Linked DNA regions of Homo sapiens: region 2 is linked to region 1. A link is an interaction called in ENCODE POLR2A ChIA-PET data of the cell type or tissue named here. Cell type or tissue: HepG2. All regions are shown on one strand. Each heading gives the region's core, and the rest is flanking DNA. Links, peaks and the distances in the headings are about the cores only. Region 1 overlaps SMOC1 (SPARC related modular calcium binding 1). Region 2 has its middle 28 kb from the start of SMOC1.

Evidence for each region. ChIA-PET counts read pairs that join two places held together with the same protein. Peaks named below come from ENCODE experiments on the same cell type or tissue, not always from the same donor. Only the 100,000 strongest peaks of a DNase experiment are listed, where the experiment ranks them.
Region 2: POLR2A ChIA-PET joins it to region 1 with 9 read pairs; 3 of 35 experiments call an interaction of 5 or more read pairs at or near these places.

The regions. Positions count from the first base shown.
Region 1 is chr14:70,002,722-70,008,096 of GRCh38, forward strand. All of the region lies in intron 7 of SMOC1 (SPARC related modular calcium binding 1), which reads left to right. Among named protein-coding and RNA genes, the nearest start is that of SNORD169, 27 kb to the left of the region's middle. In HepG2, for the core only: no CTCF peak of the experiment used is centred there; a DNase peak (open chromatin) is centred at 2,770.
Region 2 is chr14:69,848,479-69,853,853 of GRCh38, forward strand. No RefSeq gene overlaps it. Among named protein-coding and RNA genes, the nearest start is that of SMOC1, 28 kb to the right of the region's middle. In HepG2, for the core only: a CTCF peak has its summit at 2,126; DNase peaks (open chromatin) are centred at 613, 2,053 and 2,423; H3K4me3 peaks cover 1,383 bases.

The DNA of each region.
Region 1 (5,375 bases), core at 182-5,181:
CTCCTGTGAAAAAGTGCAAAGTCCACAAGTAAGAAAAATAACCTGTTCACATAGTTGGCTTGAAACCATAGGTGCTAAAACCCCCTGTGGCTAAATAAACAGCAAGGGCCTGCTCAGTGATGTCCCATAAATCATGGAGTGCAGCAACCCTTCCCTGGGGCACCACATCTAGTCCCTGTGCTAATCCTTCTGAAACAGCAAAGTCAGTTCCTTACAACCTGGTCCTATCTTTCTCTCTTTTACTCCTGCAGTGCCTTCCTCTGCCAAATTCTCAGCCACCCTACAGTTCTGGAACACTCCCGACACCACACTCTCACATGCTCGCACGCTGACCTAGAGAATCCTGAGGCTGGAGCCATGTGGTTTCTTATGCCTCTGGAATTTCATGTTGTAATTTAGAAAGGTTGTTTTCAACACACAGTTTGATATTTTGGGTTATCTTTCAGCATTTCATTCATTTTTGATAAGAGACTAGGTGGGTGTGAAGTATTTGATGGGGTTTCAGGGTCACTGTAGGTGATACAATGCTAATTTTTTCTTTAATATTCTTGGCTCAGTGGGACAACTCCTTTTGCAATGAAACCCAAGTAAGTGCCTCTCATTTTTCAGTCTGGGTAACATTTTAATTGATTTTTCCCCCAAGAAAATCCAGTGCTTGATGGTCTGAGGGTTGAGTGTAGCATTTCCCAGGATGTGTCAAAGGGATAGATATTCTTTTTGCAGCCTCTGTGGTCTCATCCCTACGGTTTATTCAACAGTGGGCAGCCCCATCTCTGAAGTGTCAGACTAGAATTCTGTGAGAGGGGTGACATAATGGGGACTCAAGCAATAGAAGGGTTCTTGGACCAAGTACCCTTTATGAATCTTTTACACCAGAGATTCCATGGCTCTCCTATGGCCACCAGAGACGGGTGTGGTGAAGGCTCAGGAAGGATGTGCAGAGCCCTAGTTTCCAGGAACTTGCATCCAGTGAAGTCAGGGTACCGAGGACAAGGGGCCCACGAGGGCAGATCCTCCACTGCTTCTAGCCTTGTTCCAGGCAGGGCCTCAGGGAAAGCTTCAGGGATGGAGGATGGCCTAGAATGAGGGTAGGCAAAGATCTCATGGTTTATTCTTTCTGCTTGCTACATCTTAGAGGATTTTTCTGGCCTCTCCAGCACCTGACATGATGCCAGCACCCAGTACATATACAACCAGTAATATCCTGGGTGATAACCTGGGTCTACAAGGTCCCAGTCCTTTTTTGTGTCCTCTTCCTGGGCCCTAATCTCATTTTCTACTCAGGATCCTGCTTTAGGTCCTCCTCTCTCAGGACCATGTCAGCTTACTTTTTCTGTAGTGTAAGGAACTCCCTGTCTGGATGGCCAGAGTAGGCACCTTGGTTACCAAACGAGCCTCCACTGGGAGAGCTTCTGATTCTTTCTCCAGGAAGACTGCATCATTCATCAAGGCATCTTCCCAGTCCATGTTTTCATGGCTTGTGGCTCTTCTTCAGTTCTTCCGCGTATGGTTCTCTGTAAGATTAGCCTTTTTTCTTGCACTTATTTTTCAGATGGACTTTACGATGCTTCATATTATAGGTCAATTTGGCTAGGCCATCCTGCCCAGTTGTTTGGCCAAACACTCATCTAGATATTGGTGTGAAGGTATTTTGTGGATGTGGTCAACATTTACAGTCAATTGACTTCAGATAAAACAGGTTGCCCTTCATAATGTGGGTGGGTCCCATCCAATCAGTGGAAGGGCTTAAGAGCAAAGACTGAGGTTTCCCCAAAAAGAAGGAATTCCCTCTCCAGACTGTAACATGGAAATCCTTCTTGAGTTTCCAGTCTGCTGACCTGACCTATTGATATTGGACTCAAGACTGCCCCATCACTCTTACCTGAATTTCTAGCCTATTGGCCTGCCCAACATATTTTAGATTTGCCAGCCCCTATAATTACATAGCCAATTCCTTAAAATATCACTCTCTCTCTCTCTCTTTATGTATATGTGTGTGTATCTATAATCTGTAGATATCTAGCACTTGTCCCTGTGCTAGCCCTTCCAAAACAAATAGATATAAAGATACATACACACATACATATACGCCTGTCTCTGTCTTCTGTTGGTTCTCTTTCTCTGCAGAACCCTGAGTGACACAGACCTTCTCTGTCTACTGTCTGCTCTCTCCACCCGTCTCCCCCTTTGACCTCCACTTCCTCCATCACCATGAGGTTCCCATGTTCTTTCTCCAAAAAGCTTACAGCATAGCTGGTCTACCAATAACTGCTGACTGCATGTGCAGAAGGTGCTTTGGTGTTGGGTTACCCAGGATCTCAGCTTTTCTGTCTGCTCCTTTCTTCAGCAGTTCCTCCTCTGGAAGGCAGTGTCTAGAAAGAAAGGCCAGCCCAAAGATCTGAAACTCAAATCTTGTAATGTTTATGTTTTTTGGCCATTTTTGCTTTAAACAAAAAAAGAAGAGAAAGGAAAAAGATGATGAAGAAGAAAAGGTTTCTGGGATAAAAGACTAAACTCTGGGCTAAAATCAAGTCTGGGGATTAGCTGAGGATTTAGGTTATCCATGCTTTCCTTTGTTCCTAATCACCATGAGTAATTGAGAGGCACAGAGGCCTGGGCTAGTCCTAGCCGACAGAGCTGTGCTCCAGGCTTATCCTCTCTTGGTGGGATGTGAAAGAACCCGTGCCCTGGGCCTGGAGACAGGGTTCATGTTTGTCTGGTCCAACCTCTTTTTTCCTCTCCTGTCTCCTGCCCTGCCCACTCCTGCTGGACTTTGGTCCTTCTTTGCTATGTGCAATTAGTGGTGGACAGGGTTGTGTGCCTTCTGGTGACAAGGGGTGGACATGGTTTCACTTCTATCTGAGTATTTACCATGTGCCAGACTAGGTACTGGACAGTTTGCTTGGATGTTTTTTCTATTGTGTTTCTTCTCTTAGGCAGTCAGAGGTTTGTCAGTGAAACTTTAACCACTCATTGCCAAGTGCGGAATGACCTGACTCTCACTTCTTCTCTGCACCATCTGAGGGACAGGATTATAGGGGCGGGCGTGTGAGTGTGTATGTGTGGCCATGCATTTCCATGCCCCCCTGGACAGCCCTGATTGTTCCCTCTCCCCTTCCGTTTATGGCTTCCAGGTGTTTACAGATGGTCCTGGCCCATTCTCATAGATACCTGGCCAGACCTTCTAATCTTGTCATCTTTCCCTGAGTGTTCCTGAGCACAGATTATTTTAGAATAGTGTGTGTTCACTTCTGGGGAGCTCCCTCTCTGAACCCATGATCATGAAGAGACCCACAAAATAGGCCCCCTGTCTTGCATTCTGGAAGGGGACTTCTTGGTACCTAAGAAAACTGATAGATGTGAATTTTAAGACCCATTTGGGATTTAGGTAACTGAGAAGGAAAGAGGATGATAGTGGCCCCATGGGTGGTCTGGCTTTTTGGGTCCGCCACTTCCTAGTTCTGTGATCTTGATCCAATGACTCTGCCAGTCTGTGTTTCTGCACCTTCTTCTATTCAGTGAGGATAAGAAGAACACTATTTTAGAGGCTTGTTTGAGTTTGAAGTGAGTTAATACAAGCAAACTGCCCAGTACCAAGTCTGGCACATGGTAAATACTCAAATAAATGTTAGCTATTGTTATTCATTTTAGAGTTCTGCAATGGTGGATGAGTTACAAATTTGGGTCCTCAGATATGGAATAAGCTTATGCCCTGTGGTACTTACTGATTAGCATATGCATGACCCATAACCTCTAGAGAAGCCCTTCAAGAATAATTGATTGGTTGACTGAAGGGCTTACAGGGCTACAAAAATACGTACAGGGTAAATTGATGAATAGTTAAGGAGGTCTAGATGTTTCAGTTATCTGCTGCTGTGTAACAGACTGCTCCGAAATGTACTGGCTTACCATAAAAATAATTAATTCTTTCTAATGTGTCTGTGGGTTGGCCGGATACTTGTTTTGCCTGAATTTAATCCTGGACTCATCCAGGTAGGGGAGGATCAGCTGGGCTGGAATGTACAAGGTGACCTCCCTCTCACATCTGCAGTTGGTACTCGCTGTGACCTGAGCTGCTCCCCTTTCCTCACTGTGGCCTCTTGTTCTCCAGTAGGCGAGACCAGCTTCCTTGTGATGATCTTAGGGCAGCTTCCACAAAAGTGAAAGCGAGAGCTGCAAGTCCTCTTGAGGCCTCGGCCTGACACAAAACATCAGCATTGCCTCTAACATTCTATTGGCCAAAGCAAACCAGAGTCCACGTGGAGGGGTCCACACAAGGCCATGATCACGGGGAGGCACAGTTCATTGGGGACTGTTTTGTAATGAGATGACCTATAGTGAGTAAAAGAAAAATATAGGTTAGGATAAAAATCAGATTAGCCTGTGGCAAGAAGATGATCTTGCAGAGGTGAAGCACCCAGCCAGTGCTGAAATGTCAGCTCTGCCACTTCCTAGTTCTATGATCATCCAATTTCTCAACCAGTCTGTGTTTCTGCATCCTTTTCTGTTCAATGAGGATAACAACACTGCCCTTAAAGGCTTGTAATGAGTTTGAAGTGAGTTAATACACATAGTGCACCTAATTCCAAGTCTGGCCCATGGTAAATACTCAAATAGATGTTAGCTATTGTTATTCATTTTAGAGTTCTGCAATGGTGGATGAGTTAAATTTGGTTTTAAGTTTTCCGCTTCTGAGGCAAAGAGAGAAAAATATCCAGGTACAAGATTTGTAGCGTGCTTAGGTCGAGAAGACATCATTGGTCAGAAGGAGCTGTGCTGTGTCCAGCACATTTGATTTTGAATGCAGCAGATTTGGGATAGTCTGCAAAGACACTGACATAGAAGAGCTCACTGTAAAAATAAATTTATTTGTCTCCTAGAGCAAATGGTTAGAGGCAACACTGTCTAGAGGTTAGCAAGTCAAGCCTGACTGTCAGGATCCCCAGCCTTTCTCTCTCCTGGCTGAGTGAACTTGGGAAAATCCATTAATCTCTCCAACGTTCAGCTTCCTTGTCTACAAAATGGGCGTAATAATAGTGCCTACCTCACATGGGCAAAGGGATTCATTAGGTAAAGCCCTTAGTCTATTGCCTGGCACATATCACTCAATGAATGTTTGTTTTTCTTGTTATTAGTTGTAAAGATGATTTTAAGGGAGATTTTCTCTTTGCTGTAAGACAAACTCTCTGTGTACTCTTCACAGAGGGTTAGTGCTATTATGATAAATCACTCCTGTCTCTTTCTTAGAGGCACCTGGACTTGCAGATACTGTAATGAAGTAGTAAATCAATAATAAAAATAATAAAATAAAAAAGTAATAAACCTTGCAGTCAGGCTTTTAAAAAATTCTTTTGCTATCCCCCATTTTTCCAAAT
Region 2 (5,375 bases), core at 274-5,273, 150 kb before region 1:
TCTTATTTGGACAAATGAACAGAATGTCCTGAGAGAGGAGATCGAAAGCCATGACAAGGCAGCCCCCTCACTCCCACCCAGTCCCCTTCTCTGAGCCGGGGAGACTGCTAATGCCAGAAGCAGAGGCTAGGGGTGTGGAGGGGGTTTGGGGTGCTCTGTGAGGATCTCTCTGGGGCCTGGGCTTTTTGCTCAAGCTCAGTATCTCATCTGGGATCCTGTTTTCTGAGGGCTTAGGATTCCTCCAGTGGAGCTGGGCCTGAGGTTGGAAGGAGAACCTGTACTGATAGGGTTTGGAATGGGCTAGTTGTGGGAGATTAAAGAGAAAACTAGTTGGGGTGGGGGAGCTGACCTTACTCTTCACAAGCAGGGCAGGCAGGTGCACAATAATGATAGCTAAATTTACTGAGTTCTTAGTATGTGCCAGGCATAGTTTTTTGTAATTTTAATGTATTACTTCATTTAATCCTCACAACTCCCCATTTTATAGGTGGGGAAATTGAGGCGCAGAGGGACTAGGAAACCTGCCCAAGGTCGCACAGTGAGTAAGTGGGACAGCCTGGCAGCTGTGTCCTAGTCACATGCTCAGCACATTGTGTATCTTGTTTCATTTAGTTCTCACAAGAGCCTTCTGAGGTCAGCGTGATTCTATCTTCATTGTGTAGCTGAGGGCACTGAGGGTTATACAATTTGCCCAAGGCCATAATTTACAGGGGCCATGATTCAAATGTGAATTTCCAACTTGCAGGTGCCTGGAGGTGTCAGGCAGGGGAGGAGGAGGCCAGTGATGACCTTTCCCCTCGTGCCAGCCCTCAGAAGAGGTGGAAGTGCCTGCCGTATGCCTTTGATTTATAGTGGAGCAGGGGTTTAGATCCAGCTGTCAACTTGGGAAGCCACGTGAGGATTCTATTTTTAAAAATGGCCTTGTAATTATAATAGTGGGGTAAAAACCACCACCACCACCCAAGCAAACAGGAAAACAACCTGAATGTCCAACAGTGGGGGAACCAGTTAAATCAATTATGGTACAAACCCATGATGGCATATTTGGCAGTTAAGAATCTCACATTTTCAGAGACTCTTAGCATGGGATAATGCCTCCAGATATAACTAAAAGCAGGATATAAAACTGCATAACAACCTGATCCCAATCGAAAGGTAATTTTGTATATGACTTCTTATACAGAGAAAACGACTAGAAGAAAATAGAAAGTTGATGGTGGTTATCTCCAGCAAAATTAAAGGCAATTAAAATTTTCTGAATTATCCTATCATGTACTTGCCACATGCTTTACAAATCAGTTCGTTGACTCACAGACCATTAATCAGCTGGCATGCAATCATGGCGTTTTGAAGGTGGGGAAACTGAGGCCCAGGCCAGGGAACGCGGTTCAGGCTGGCCATGAAGCCGCGTGTGTTTGTCCAGCTCGGACGTGTGGCCCTGCCGGGTGTAGGGGGGACACCCATGCCTCCAACACGCATAAGGGGGTGACTGTATGGGGGTCGTGGGGCGCCCTCCCCCAAGGGGCACAGCTAGAGCAAAGCAGAGAAAGGAGGGGGTGAAGGTGGGGTGGGGGCTGGGTGGAAGGGAAGGGTTGGGGAACCTTTCAAAAATGGAAACCAGATGAGCCGTTCAAAGAGGAGCAAATTCTCCACGGCGCGCTCCTTTGTTGCGAGCGTGTGAGGCGGCGGCAGCTGCGTGCCTCGCCCCCCAGCCCACAGCCCGATGAGGCGGACACGGATAACTGCATTAGATGCACTCAGCTCTTTTCAATAAAACGCCCTTGTTGGAGGCACAATAGGGGGAACAGGGCAGCAACCCCAGGCCGGGCCGGGGGCGCCCTGCCCTCCTCCCGGAGAGCGCAGAGCGCACTCATTTTTCCGGGCTCTGCTAATTGACGTTTGGCCGCTGCGTGGTTCAAAAGAAAAGGCCGAACTCAAGTCCACTTCCACCGGAAACCAGGCGGCCCCTCCCCTGCCGCCCCGCCATGGCTGGGTCTCTGGGGGCGCAGCCAGGGACCACAGTGCAGCTGGCCGCAGGTGGCGCGGAGGCTGCTGTGACTCAGAATAGAAGGTGTCCTGAAGGCTTCTCCCAAAAAGGCTCCGTGCGCAGGCTTCTAGTTTCTGTTTGAGGAGACAGGTGGCAGCAGCAAGAGCAAAGGGCAATTTCAGGGCTGGAAGACTTCATCAGTGATTACCCAAATGCCACATTCTTTTAGTGATTCTAGTAAAGATAGCCTAGAACATTCTTTTAAGTTAAAAAAAAAAAAAAGGAAGATTACTATTTCTTGAACCTCTCCAGTGAGTTGCTTTAACTGTGAGCTAGGTGTTTACCATCCCTGGTTTACAGATGTGGAAACCAGGACTTAGATTACTGGCCCTCTAAAATCGCACAGCTAGGAAGTGGTAGAGCTGGAATTTGAGCCCAGGTCTGTTTAACTTTAAAGCAGGGTTTTTCAACCTTGGCACTATTGACATTTTAGCCTGGATAATTCTTTGTTGTGGGGCCTGTCCTGTGCCTTGTGGGATGTTTGTAGCATCCCTGGCGCTATCATCCAGATAGGATCACCAAAAATGTGGCCAGACATTGCCAAATGTTCCCTGGGGAGCAAATTTGCCCCCTGTTGGAACCACTGTTTTAAAGCATCCCTGTCATGCTACATGTGCTGGCATACTCATCTTTGCTGGGCTCAGGAATTTAATCTTTTGGGAAAACCAATTGGCCATGTGGGATTCTTTTCTTAAAGTTCGGCCCCACATGGTTCATGTGGGTGAGGCAGGAGAAGAGTTGGCTGCATCAGACAAGGTCAACCTCTGTGTACCAGCACCTGAGTATCTGTGGAGTACTTGAGGCATTTTAAACTGGGTATCTGTCTGTCTACATTTCTTGGGCCTCATTGGGTTGGGAGTGGTTCTAGTTCCTTCAACTATGCTTCCCATTCCTCTCTGCCAAGACTGTCCCACAGAGGGTGAGCCAACACGCTGCCCCATTCCCCCCCGCCATTTCATTATGCCAGGTAGCAAGACTAGCCTTGGCCACTGGAATTGCTAATACATCAGGGAAAACACCTGGTGAAGGAAGGAGATGTCACCTATGCAAAAATGGAGCAGGAGCCTCATCTTGAAATGAGTAGGGAGAGGACTTTGTTGCAGGCAGCTGGCCCCACCACTGGCCCACAGTGCTGGGGAGGTGGCTTCACCTGATTTCATTTTTGGCTGCAACTTGTGCATGATCCTGCCTCTGCCTTTGCAGCATACTGTGGCCTTTTGCTGCTTTGGCTTATGAAATGGTTCCACTCCCCAGTCCCCAAAGTTCAGAGGCCACCCAAATCCAGCCCCAGGCTCTGGGGACACACTGAACGGAGGCCTGTTTCAGTTCAACTGCCTTCTTCTCACATAGACAGAGTTGATTTATAACTGGGCTCCATCATATTTGTTTTTCCAATTCTGGCCTTCTTACTCCCCAGATTGACTTTCTACTGGAAATGACTTTTACCAAAGGTACCTCTTGGAAGAGTGTCAGGTCCATAGGGAAGTTAGAGGCATCAGGGCCTACTGGACTTCAGGCCTGTCCCCAGCACCGTCCTGGGCTGCACTTTATTGGACGTGCTCATGGGTGGGGGGCTCAGAGACTTGGGGATAGGCCTTATCTTTTTAAATTGAGCCCGTTCTAGGGAACATAGAGGATAAGGGCTTGAGGAGCTCAAAGAGAGGAACAGACATCTGGAAAGAAAGGAAATAGGAAACTGGGACAGTAAAAAGCAACCAGCATCTCAGAGGATGAGGGATTAGGATTTTTGATAACTGAAGTTTGTCTCATCTCTCTTTTCCTTTAATATGCTCATAAGCTTTTGAGGGGTTAGCATAGAAGCAGACATGTGCATGCACACATCCTCAGTTTAGTTTGGTATAGCATACACATTTTTCCTGCTTTCCCTCTTAGCCAATGATATATATTTGGTGGACAAAAGTTCCTTCTAAAAGGACCATTTAAGAAAAGGAAGATATGAAAGTAAGCATGTGTGTGAATGTGTTTGTGCCTCCACCACATGTAACTGCTTTCTTTTCGTTTCTTTCCTTTGAGTGTCTCCCCCTCCCCTGGGTGGTTTACATTTGCTGTCCTTTTGCTGAGATAATTTGCACTCTCCAACTTCATTAGCTGCAACTCCCTCCTGCCCTGGGACAAAAAACAGGGCCAAACTCTTCAAAAGAACACATGGAGACCCCATTAATGCTGGCCCTAATTGTGCCAATTCAAACCCCTCAATAACTCTAATTAAAACCTGTCTTGTGCGAGGCGCTGAGTGGCAACACAGCTGTCATCCCAGACAATCACATAACAGCTATGAGAAAAAAGGTCTCTCTGTGCAATTTTTGGTGGTGGTTGTTATGGAAAGGGTCAATGCAGGAGGATTAAGACAGGGGTGCAGTCAGAGTGGGGAACCTTGAAAAAGTCTTCGACGTCAGATCACAGTTTGAAATCAGAAGACCTTTAGCTTTTTTCCTCTAGCTGCCCCCTTATTTTTTTCCCCCTGCCCCAGGCAGGAACACCTGCAAACTGCCTGGAAGGGGCCATGACCACCAGACACATGGATACCACAAGTTGACTGAAACATCTGAAAGAAAAGGAGCCCCTCCCCTCCCCCTCAAGAGCCCGACCAGCAAAACCACACACCAAAAGCGGAGACAAAGTTTTTCTCTTGCTTCCAACTTTGTCTTTTAGGATCCAGCTGCACTTTGCTGGGCACCATAAATAACTCTGCAATTACATTAATTGGTTGCATATTTGTTGACACTGAAAGGGAAGCCTTTAAGGTTGGGGGAGGGGGAGGTGGGTTTCAGCTGTAATTTTCCACTCTTTCCCTTTGCCATCTCTCCCTGTCTGACTTCCAACCACCTTGCTTAGTTTTCTGGAATGGAGGGAAGTGGTGGGCTGATAGGCTGTTTTCAGAATAATCTTTGACGGCTTTCAGTCAGACTTATGTTTCTTCTGTTTGCTGTCCCTGGATCTGTTAATCCACTGGGTTTAGAAGTTATGTCCCACTGTGGGAGAACTTGAGATGGGTTCCTGGCAACACTCCATGAAGTCTGATTTCCTCTGGAGGCAGGGTGTGGGGTGGGCTTCTTTTCAGGCTTATTGTTTGGATCAAAGGAGAACTGGCTAGACTTTTGCCTGAATCCCCAAACCCATCCTGGGTTCTTCCAGAAGCTTGGCCAAGATACCTTGGAGAGTATCTTGAATTCCATTCCTTGGGAAGCTACGGGATCTTAGTTACCTCATTCACTCTACCTCAGTCAATGGGCAAGACCTGGAGCGTTCAGCTTGAAAACCAGCCCATTGGCTGGAGGACTTTGCAGAGTGGAAGGTGACGGGGGCG